2 separate regions of the Homo sapiens genome follow, and region 2 is linked to region 1. The links are chromatin loops, found by intact Hi-C in ENCODE. Cell type or tissue: B cell. All regions are shown on one strand.

What was found. Peaks named below come from ENCODE experiments on the same cell type or tissue, not always from the same donor. Only the 100,000 strongest peaks of a DNase experiment are listed, where the experiment ranks them.
Region 2: it touches region 1 in a loop (2.8-fold over the local background); 3 of 110 quality-filtered maps call a loop at or near these places.

The regions. Positions count from the first base shown.
Region 1 is chr3:185,173,869-185,178,868 of GRCh38, reverse strand. EHHADH-AS1 (EHHADH antisense RNA 1) reads right to left here. Exons shown (of 7, transcript NR_038990.1): 2 at 1,431-1,549. Among named protein-coding and RNA genes, the nearest start is that of EHHADH-AS1, 13 kb to the right of the region's middle. RefSeq lists enhancers at 2,610-3,134, 3,094-3,388, 3,135-3,659. In B cell, CTCF peaks have their summits at 1,688 and 1,888 (motif pointing right); DNase peaks (open chromatin) are centred at 1,918 and 3,018; H3K4me3 peaks cover 747 bases; H3K27me3 peaks cover 747 bases.
Region 2 is chr3:185,306,073-185,311,072 of GRCh38, reverse strand. It overlaps a transcript of MAP3K13 not described here. Among named protein-coding and RNA genes, the nearest start is that of EHHADH, 55 kb to the right of the region's middle. In B cell, CTCF peaks have their summits at 2,571 and 2,771 (motif pointing right); a DNase peak (open chromatin) is centred at 2,762.

The DNA.
Region 1 (5,000 bases):
CTCCTGCTCAGTTTCCATTACTGGTTGTCTATCTCCCCCACCTCTAAATAGTGGAGAGCCCAGGGCCCAGGCCTTGAATCTCTTTTTTTCATGCTCCATACCTGCTGTCTCAGTGATCTCATTTAGTTTCGTGGTTTTCAATATCATCTGTACACAGAGAACTCCTAAATTCGTACCTTCAGCCTAGACCTCTCCCTTGTTTGTCTATTTGACATTTATGTTAGGATGTCTAGTGGATATCTAAGACTTAACATGTTCAAATTGAGCTCCTGATATTCTCCATCCCCCTTCCAGTCCTCCCCCAAAACAGACTTCTGTAAATCTGCCCCATTCTCCGTAAGTGATAGCTCCATTCTGCCATTTGCTCAGGACATACACCTTAGTGTCATCCTCAGCTCTTCTCTTTATCTCACTCTCCGCATCTAATCCATCAGTAAATCTCGGTGGCTCTACCAGCAAATATATTCAGAATACAACTATTTATCACTGCCTTCTCTGCTATCACTGGGTCCAACCTATTATTGCCTCTCCTCTGAGGCAATGGTGTCTTAACTGGACTCCCTGCTTCAGCCCTTGTTTTACTACAACCATATCAACACAACAGCCAGAATAGCTCTTGTATTCAAAATAGTCCGTGGTTTTCTATCTTATTTAGAGTAAAAACCAGCCTTTACAATGCTACAAGACCCTACATGATCTAACCCCATTAGCTCCCTGACCTCACCTTCTGAATGTTTTGCTCATTCTCTGTCCAAGCCAACGTGGCTTCCTTGGTATTTTCTGAACATGCCAAGCAAACTCCCACCCCAGGGCCTTTGCACCTCCTATTCTGTCTACCTGAAACTCACTTCCCTCAGCTATTGCACAGATTTCTGCCTCACTTCTTTCCTTCTGCTTTGAAGTCACCTTGTTAGAAGGGCTTTCTCTGATGATTCCGTATCAACAGCAACCATTCCCTTCCCCAATATTCCCTGTCTCCTTGATCTTGCATTTTCTTCATAGCACAGTTACTGTCTGACAATACTTTCTATGCTTCCCCCTCTAAAATATCAACTCCTTACAAGCAGTCATTTTTGGTGTTTTGTTTGTTGTTGTGTCTGGAACCTAGACCAGTGCCTGGACATCGGAGATGCTCAATATATTTGTTGAAGAAATAAAAATCTTAGTTTATACCTTGTCTTAGACTAGCCATTCTAAAAGATCCCACCTTGTGTTCTGCATGCTGGAGATTAGCCCAGGCTATGTTAGAACACTGAAGGAAGGCCGTAGAAAGATTGCTCATCCATCATCTGCCTCAAAACTACCTGGCACAGCTTAACGTAAGAAATGTAAAAGCCAAATTTCCATTGGTAACCTAACTTTCGCCTTGTCTACCCACCCCTAATTATAGAACAAATGATCCAAAAAAAGTTTGATGATTTGTGACTTACATTAAAAAAAAATCTCATAGTCCCAGCTACTCAGGAGGCTGAGGCAGGAGAATTGCTTGAACCCAGGAGGTGGAGGTTGCCATGAGCCAAGATCATGCCTCTGCACTCCAGCCTGGATTCTGCCTCAAAAAAAAAAATTTAAAGGAATTAAAAATCAAATTACATTTCATTGTACAATTTACAAATCCACTTTTTCGAGACAATAATATTACATAACAAAGAATATAAAACTCAAGAATATTTGTTATTAGAATGTATGAGTATTTGAAATATGAACTGTTACAGAAAACGTCTTGGCCATACCACTAAATTGTCAGTTACCCAACTGGCCCTCGGAAACATCTCATAATGTAGACTCTACGTTGGAAAATAAAACAAACTTAATGAAGCGCAATTGATAATCACTTCCAAGAACTCAAAGTATGGAGTGTGGGTTTCGTCTTGCTGTGTTTTGTTTTGTGTTTTTGCTGCACTGCCCACCAGATGGTGCTGTTGAGAAGTTTTCTTAAAAATTCTGAGTTCGGGGTCAACTATTAACTAAGTAATAGAATATAATTTCTATGTTCAATAGCGGTTCTCTAATATTGTTTTTATTACTTTAGACAAAATGTTCTGTAGGCTCCTGGAACTTGTGCATGGGTGGGATGCGGGTCAGTTTCATAAATAATAGGCAATGTGAGTCGGTGGAAATTGGAGATAGAATTTCAGCTGCAGCAGCATTTGAAATTAGTAGATTTTCATGATCATTATGTACTTGGCTTCCCAGAGTTAAAATATTATGTAAGATGTACACAATTTTTTGTAGCTCTTGTTCAGCCTACAAGAGTGAGCATAATAATACCATTTCAATTTTTAAAATCCAATTGCTTATTCTTACATGGTTCCTGAAAAGCTAGCTTTATTAATTCTTTAAAATATGGGCAAGAATTTTAAAAATAATAATTTAACAGTTGGATTTGTGGCTCTTTCTACACAGATATTTTGTCTATTAGTAAATTCAGGGATTTTTTTGAGTGTATGCTATATACTGTATATCACTGTAATCATAGTACGAGCCATTCATACAGTATAGCAATTAGTCTACCTGGCCATTTCCTAAGAGCCACTAATTTTAATGAGAAAATCAGTGAATATAGGTAGTCAGATTTTACCTGATTTGCTACCGTTTTAGAGCTTTCATGGAAATTTGAGAGTCAGTGACCTCTTTTATTTTATCCTTTGTGCAAATGGAACCTTGCCGTGAAATAGGCATTACACTTGCTTTTTCAGATTAAATTCCAGCTTCTTTACCTTTTACATGTTGACTCTATTTTCCATCTTTTAATCATTATTGTCACCAGAATTGGGACGAGAAAAGGAAGGCGCCATTTACATAATCACTTGGCTAATCATGTACATTTATTTACATAAGTTATAAATCTATCTGAGAGAATGAGAAGCAGACCCGGGGGGAGTGAAGAGCCTGGGGTGGGGGTTGGGACTTCCCAAAGGTCCTTCAGGGAGAGGGAATCTGAGATGTTAGCTTTCCGGAAGTCAGAAGAGCGTGGACAGCAGACATCTGGGCTTGAGGGCGCTGGGGCCTGCCTGCGGGGAAACACAGGCCACGAGATTGTCTCTGGGGAGAGCGAGAGAAGAAAGCGAAGCAGGCGGCCTAAGCAACACTCAATGTACTGCTTTCTCCTTTTCTCTCCAGCTGATGTTCCCACTTCCCAGGGCCTCCGCCGGGACGTGGGGATGCAGAGGATCAGCAGCTGTTCTGCTGGGCTGCTGGCAAGGGAGTGGCTCTAGCACAGACACCCCTTTCTTCTTCCTCGGAGGGAGCAGGAAGTTGCTGAGTGAAGCGTTGTTTCTCAACCTCTCCACCCCCCAGTTATCAGAGGCAAGGCTCTGTGTGGCCGTCTGTCTCCTGTTCCTGGGCAGGGCTGGGCCAGAGGACAACACCAAGATAAATAACCCCAGCATACTAGGGCCCTCTTTTACTGCTTGTGGACTTAGGCAACCTGGCAGTGCTAGCCAGATTCCAAGGCTAGAGGCTGGCTTAAGCGAAAGGGGCAATTTGGGGAGTGGTCTTGCTCTGATGCCCCAGAGCTGTTTGTTTTTGTGCCTCTAGTTAGTAGAATATTTGGAGCCATAATTGCCAAATGTGTAAAACCACACCGTTTTTGGGTTAAAGAGAGACAGACGAGAGAAAGAGACAGACACAAAATGCATCTTTAATATACCTTAAAATATGTGTATATGCATAATAATAATTGTCCTTTTTTCTTTTGTTTTCCTAAAATCAGAACAGGACAGCACACTCTCTCTGTCCACCCATCAAGTTCATCATCTGTGGATCACTGTATTTATCATTGAAAAAACATACACCACCCCTAATATTGCAGAGCAGCATTCTAAATATTCTGCTTGTATTAACTCATTTAATTCTCACAATACCCCTATGCAGTAGGCATTCCAGTATTATTATCACCGTTTTACAGATGAGGAAACTGAAGCACAGAAAGATTACTTTTCCAAGGACACACAGAGATAAACCCAAGTTTTTTGTTTGTTTATTTGTTTTTTGTTTTGTTTTTGATTTTGTTTTTGTTTTGAGACGGAGTCTTGCTCTGTTGCCAGGCTGGAGTGCAGTGGCGCAATCTCGGCTCACTGCAACCTCCGCCTCCTGGGTTAAAGTGATTCTCCTGCCTCAGCCTCCTGAGCAGCTGGGACTATAGGTGTGCGCCACCATGCCCAGCTAATTTTTGTATTTTTAGAGATGGGGGTTTCACCGTGTTGGCCAGGGTGGTCTCGATCTCTTGACCTCGTGATCTGCCTGCCTCGGCCTCCCAAAGTGCTGGGATTACAGGCATGCACCACTGTGCCCAGCTGTTTTTTTGTTTTTTGGTTTTTTTTTTACTGTAAGTTGTGGGATACATGTGCTGAACATGCAGGTTTGTTACATAGGTATACATGTGCCATGGTGGTTTGCTGCACCTATCAACCCGTCTCTGGGTGATAAACCCAAGATTTTAACGTGGGCAATCTGGCTCTAGAGTCTATGCTACTAATTATTATGCTATGCAATTTGTACTTATTTATAAATCACACACATATGCTACTGTAATAACATTAGTATATACCTCATGAAACACAAACATATACGGACATTTTAAAAGGCAATGTTAAAAATAAATATAAATATAATTTCTGATATTTTCTTCCTTGACTCCAATAGATTGTCTTGTAATCCCCCATTTTAGAGACCACTGTTTGAGAATTTGGAGCCCTGTGGAAAGAGCCTGACCACGACAGGCTCAGGGAACATGAGCTGTACCACTTCACCATTAATACAGTGAGCTTCCGATACTTTCCAGCACCATGCTTCCTTTTTAACACAACCAAGTTTTGCAGATGCTCATATAAGAGTTGTACCTTTAGGCCGGGTGTGGTGGCTCACGCCTGAAATCCCAGCACTTTGGGAGGCCGAGGCAGGCAGATCACCTGAGGTCATGAGTTTTAGAGCAGCCTGGCCAACATGGTGAAACCCCGTCTCTACTAAAAATACAAGAATTAGCTCCAGATGGTGGT
Region 2 (5,000 bases), 130 kb before region 1:
ACCACTTGTTGAGTGCTTTAGAGACATATGATTTAGAGAAACACAAAATAGCTTAATTCAAAGTGACTTCTGACTCAACTTCTGCAAAGTTGTCTTAAGTTCCACCATAGAGCCTGGATGTGTTCTGGAATGTGAGTACGACCTTTGCTTATCACTGTGAATATTGAAAGCAGAAAACAGCAAGAACAGAGAAGCACTAAGGAATACAGAATTGAACAAAGAAAAATGGCAATGATAGCATAGTGGCAGGTATTGACTCCTCTGCCTATCACAGGAATAAATGGATAGTTGAAGAGTTATATCAAGTTATTTTCATTTCTTTCTCATATATCTTTTTTTCCCTTTCCATATCACTCTTTTTTTCTCTTTGTGCTTCAGTTTGAATAACTTCTATGGATCTGCCTTCAAATTTATTTATTCATTCCTCACCTCTTTCCAGTCTGTTGAAATGCCTGTCAAAAGAGTTCTTCATCCCAGATATCATGTTTTTTTATTTTAGTGTGTCCATATGACTCTTTTTAGAGTTTACATTTCTCTGCTGAAATTCCCCAACTGTTCATGCATGAGGCCTACTTTTTCTACTTGTTCCTGTAATATATCAATCATAATTAAAGTCCTCATCTGGTATTTCCAACATCTGAGTCATCTCTGGGTCTGGGTCTGTTGATTGCTTTATCTCTTGAAAATGGTTGTGTTTTTTTTCATATATTTCATAATTTTTTATAGAATTCCAAATATTGTCCATAGAATAACAGTATAAACTGAAGGAAAGAATAGTTATTCCTGGAAATGGAGATGCCTATTCTGTCAGGCAACCAGGTGAACAAATTCCAAAGAGAGAGAATCTAGTCAGTGGTTGAGATGTTGTTTCCCTGTTGCTGTAGTTACCTTCTGTGCACCTTCCTCTAGCAGTGGGCAGCTACTATCTTGTGCTTCATGTGGAGTCTACAGTGTTCAAGGGATTTTACTCAGTGTTCCTGCTCCAATCTCAGCTTTCAGCAGTCACTGCATATCTGTGCCATAGAGGGGGTTCTCTCTCTCCATCCTTGTCCCTCCCTCAGCAGTAGGCTACAGCTGTTTTTAACTCCAGTCTATTAACAGAACTCATTGTTCTCCTGATATCTCAGTGTTAGCTAGGCCCTGTGCACCTAGGCCTCGGGTATGCGGCTTTCTGTGCCCCTACCCCAACCTCTTGGCAATGAAATTTTGCCTTATATCTGTGGAGGAACACTGTAAAAACAAAACAAAACAAAAACCCTCCAGTATCCCACGGATCACACTAAATACAAAATAGTAGCAGCTACTGCTGGAGAATGTTCTGTGCCTTCCCTAAGGGCAGGCAGCTTTTGCTTCTACCCTGCCCCCATAATCAGTGAATCTTTGCCTGGACTGAGGACAAAAGGGTTTCCTTTCATTTAAAGTTTTTGCTCCATATGAGAGAATAGCTGATAATTTAGGCAGGGTATGTAATTATGTATCGCTAAAGAGTGGCTCTCTTCAGTCTGCTGACTTGCCCCAATCTTTTTGTTTCTTTTTTCTTTCTTTTTTTTTTTTTTTTTTGTGAGACAAGGTCTCGCTTTGTCACCAGGCTGGAGTGCAGTGGTGTGATCTCTGCTCACTGCAGCCTTGACCTCTTGGGCTCAAGCGACCCTCGCACCTCCCAGCCTCTGGAGTAGCTGGGACTACAGGCATGTGGCACCACACCCAGCTAATTTATTTTTTCTTTTTGTAGAGGCAGGGTTTCACCATGTTGCCCAGGCTGGTCTTAAACTCCTGGGCTGAAGCAATCCACCCACCACCTTGTGGCCTCCCAAAGTGCTGGGATCACAGAGTGAGCATCCAGCCTCAATCTTTTTATGAGCAGTGGTGGAAGTTATTGTAGGTTCAGTTATGTACCCCTAAAAGATAAGTTAAAGCCCTAACCCCTGGCACCTGTGAATGTGACCTTATTTGGAAATAGGCTCTTTGCAGATATAATCAAGTTAAGATGAGATCACACTGGAATAGTGTGCGGCCCTAATCCAACATGACTGGCATCCTTATAAGAAGAGAAAACACGGTGGAATAGGAATCCCCAGACCTCATTCCCCCACAGAGATACTGACTTAACAACAACATATGGCCCAAAAAGACTTTATGAGAACTCCAGAAACCAGTTAAAAAGTCACAGTATCCCAGGCAAGCTCAAAGCCAAGAACAGCCACATTGAAACAGGCAAGAAAAGCTAATGCATTTCACCCATAATAGGCCTTCCCCAAGCCAGTCCAGCCCTACATAATTGCAAGTAAATGCCAAACTTGCATCTTCTCATCAGAAGGGAAAGAAAAGGATAGAATGTGCATCCAAAGTTCTAGCTTTTTAGGGAAGTGCCCAAGGGAATGGTTACTGTCCAGCTTGATGTGGAACACTGACAGAACCAGAATACTTTGGATGCTTGGGGTCCACTGAGAACAGCGGAGAGTTCAGCAGCTAACTGCAGCACCTGAGAACCTGCAGCACAGCCGACAGAAGACAACAGAACTCAGTGTTATTGGGAGAAAATGCCCAACTCATGGCCTTTCTCTCATGAAGAAAAGAGAAGAGTAGAAAGTATATCCAACCTTTCAGCTTTTCTGGGGACTGCCTAAGAGATGGCTTTCTGTCTTACCTGACTTGGAATGCTGACAGAACTGGCAACTTTTGCATGCCTGGGAACTGCTGAGAACAAAAGAGACCTAGGCAGCTTGTAGGAACACCAGAAAACCAGCAGTACCATGGAAAGACACCAGAGGGAGCAAGTGCCTAAAAAAGAAACCAGCAAACTTCTGTAATTGGGAAATTACAGGCACAGTTCAGAGGAGATACAACCCCATTAAAGGTTTGAGAGGCCCTAAGACTCTATAGCTGGGCTAAAGAGAGTCTTAACATCTCTTCCTCCCTGTATGAAGCCAGTCCAGAAGACTGGGAGCGTGGCTGTTTTTTAAAAATGTGCAAATCCCAGCAAAAAATAATCAAGAATACAAAGAAATAAGGGCCCGACCAAGGGAACAAAGTAAGTCTCAAAAAAAAAAAAAAAAAAAAAAAGACCCCAAAGAAATGAAAGTCTATGAATCACCAGACAAAGAACTCAAAATAGTTGTCTTAAAGAAACTCAATGCACTACAAGAGGACAGATAGACAAATAAAGGAAGTCAGGAAAATGATACATGAACAAAATGAAAATACCAACAAAGAGATAAAAACTATTTTAAAGGCTGGGTGTGGTGGCTCATGCCTGTAATCCCAGCACTTTGGGAGGCCGAGGCGGGCAGATCACAAGGTCAGGAGTTCAAGACCAGCCTGGCCAACATGGTGAAACCCCATCTCTACTAAAAATACAAAAATTAGCTGGGTGTGGTGGCATGCGCCTGTAATCCCAGCTACTTGGGCAGCAGAGGCAGGAGAATTGCTTTAACCTGGGAGGCGGAGGTTGCAGGGAGCCGAGATCACACCATTGCACTACAGCTCTGGGCGACAGAGTAAGACTGCATCTCGGGGTGGCGGGGGAGGGGGTGGTGCACCAAATGGAAATTATAGAGCTGAAGAATATAAAACTGAATTAAAAATTACACTAAGCAGATTCAACAGCAAACTTGATCAAACAGAAGACAAAATCAGCAAACCCATTAAGAATTATCCAGCTCCTGCTTGATAATTCAACAAAAAGTAAAAAGAATGAAGAAAAGTGAAGAATGCCTAAGGGACTTATGGAACACCATCTAGTTGACCAATATATGCATTAACTGGATTATCAAAAGAAGGAGAGAGAGAGAGAAAAGGACAGAGAGGTTACTTGAAAAAATAATGGCTGAAAATGTCCCAAACATGAAGAAAGAAATGGAAATCTAAATTGAACAAGCTGAAAGGACTCCAACTAGGATGAATCCAAAGAGGCCCACAGAGACACATTGTAACCGAACTATCAAAAGCCAGACACAAAGAATCTTGAAAGCAGCAAGAGAAAAGTGACTTGTCACATACAAGAGAACTCGCATGAGATTATTATTGGATTTCTCAGGAGAAACACTGCAGACGAGAGAGTGGTATGATACATTCAAACTGCTAAAAGAAAAAACTGCCAATCAGAAATACTGTAGCCAGCAAAACTGTCCTTCAAAACTGAAGGAGTTTAAATAAGACCTCAAACTGTAATAATCCTAGAAGAAAACCTAGGAAACACTATCCTGGACATTAGCCTTGGTAAAGCATGTATTATTAAGTCCTCAAAACCAATTGCAACAAAAACAAAAATTGACAAGTGGAACCTAATTAAACTAAAGAGCTTCTGTACAGCAAATGAAACTATCAACAGAGTAAAAAGACAACCTACAGAATGGGAGAAAATATTCACAAACTATTCAACCACCAAAAGGTCTAATATCCAGAATCTATAAGGAACTTAAAGAATTCAACAAGCAAAAGTCAAATAACCCCATTAAAAGTGTGCAAAGGAACTTTGAACAGACACTTCTCAAAACAAGACATACATGCAGCCCAACAAACATGAAAAAAGCTTACCATCACTAATCATCAGAGAAATGCAAATCAAAACCACAATGAGATACCATCTCACACCAGTCAGAATGACTATTACAAAAAAGTCAAAAGACAACAGATGCTAATAAGGCTGTGGAGAAAAGAGAATACTTATGCACTGTTGGTGGGAATGTTGATTAGTTCAGCCACTGTGGAAAGCAGTTTGGAGATTTCTCAAAGAACTTAAAACAGAACTACCATTCAACCTAGCAATTCCATTTCTGGGTATACATCCAAAAGAAAATAAATTGTTATACCAAAAAGACACATGCACTCATGTACATCACAGCACTATTCACAATATCAAAGACATGAAATCAACCTAGGTGCCCATCAATGGTGGATTGGATAAAGAAAATTTGATATATGTATACCATGAAATGCTATGCAGTCATAAAAAAAGGATGAAATCATGTTCTTTGCAGCAACATGAATGCAGCTTGAGG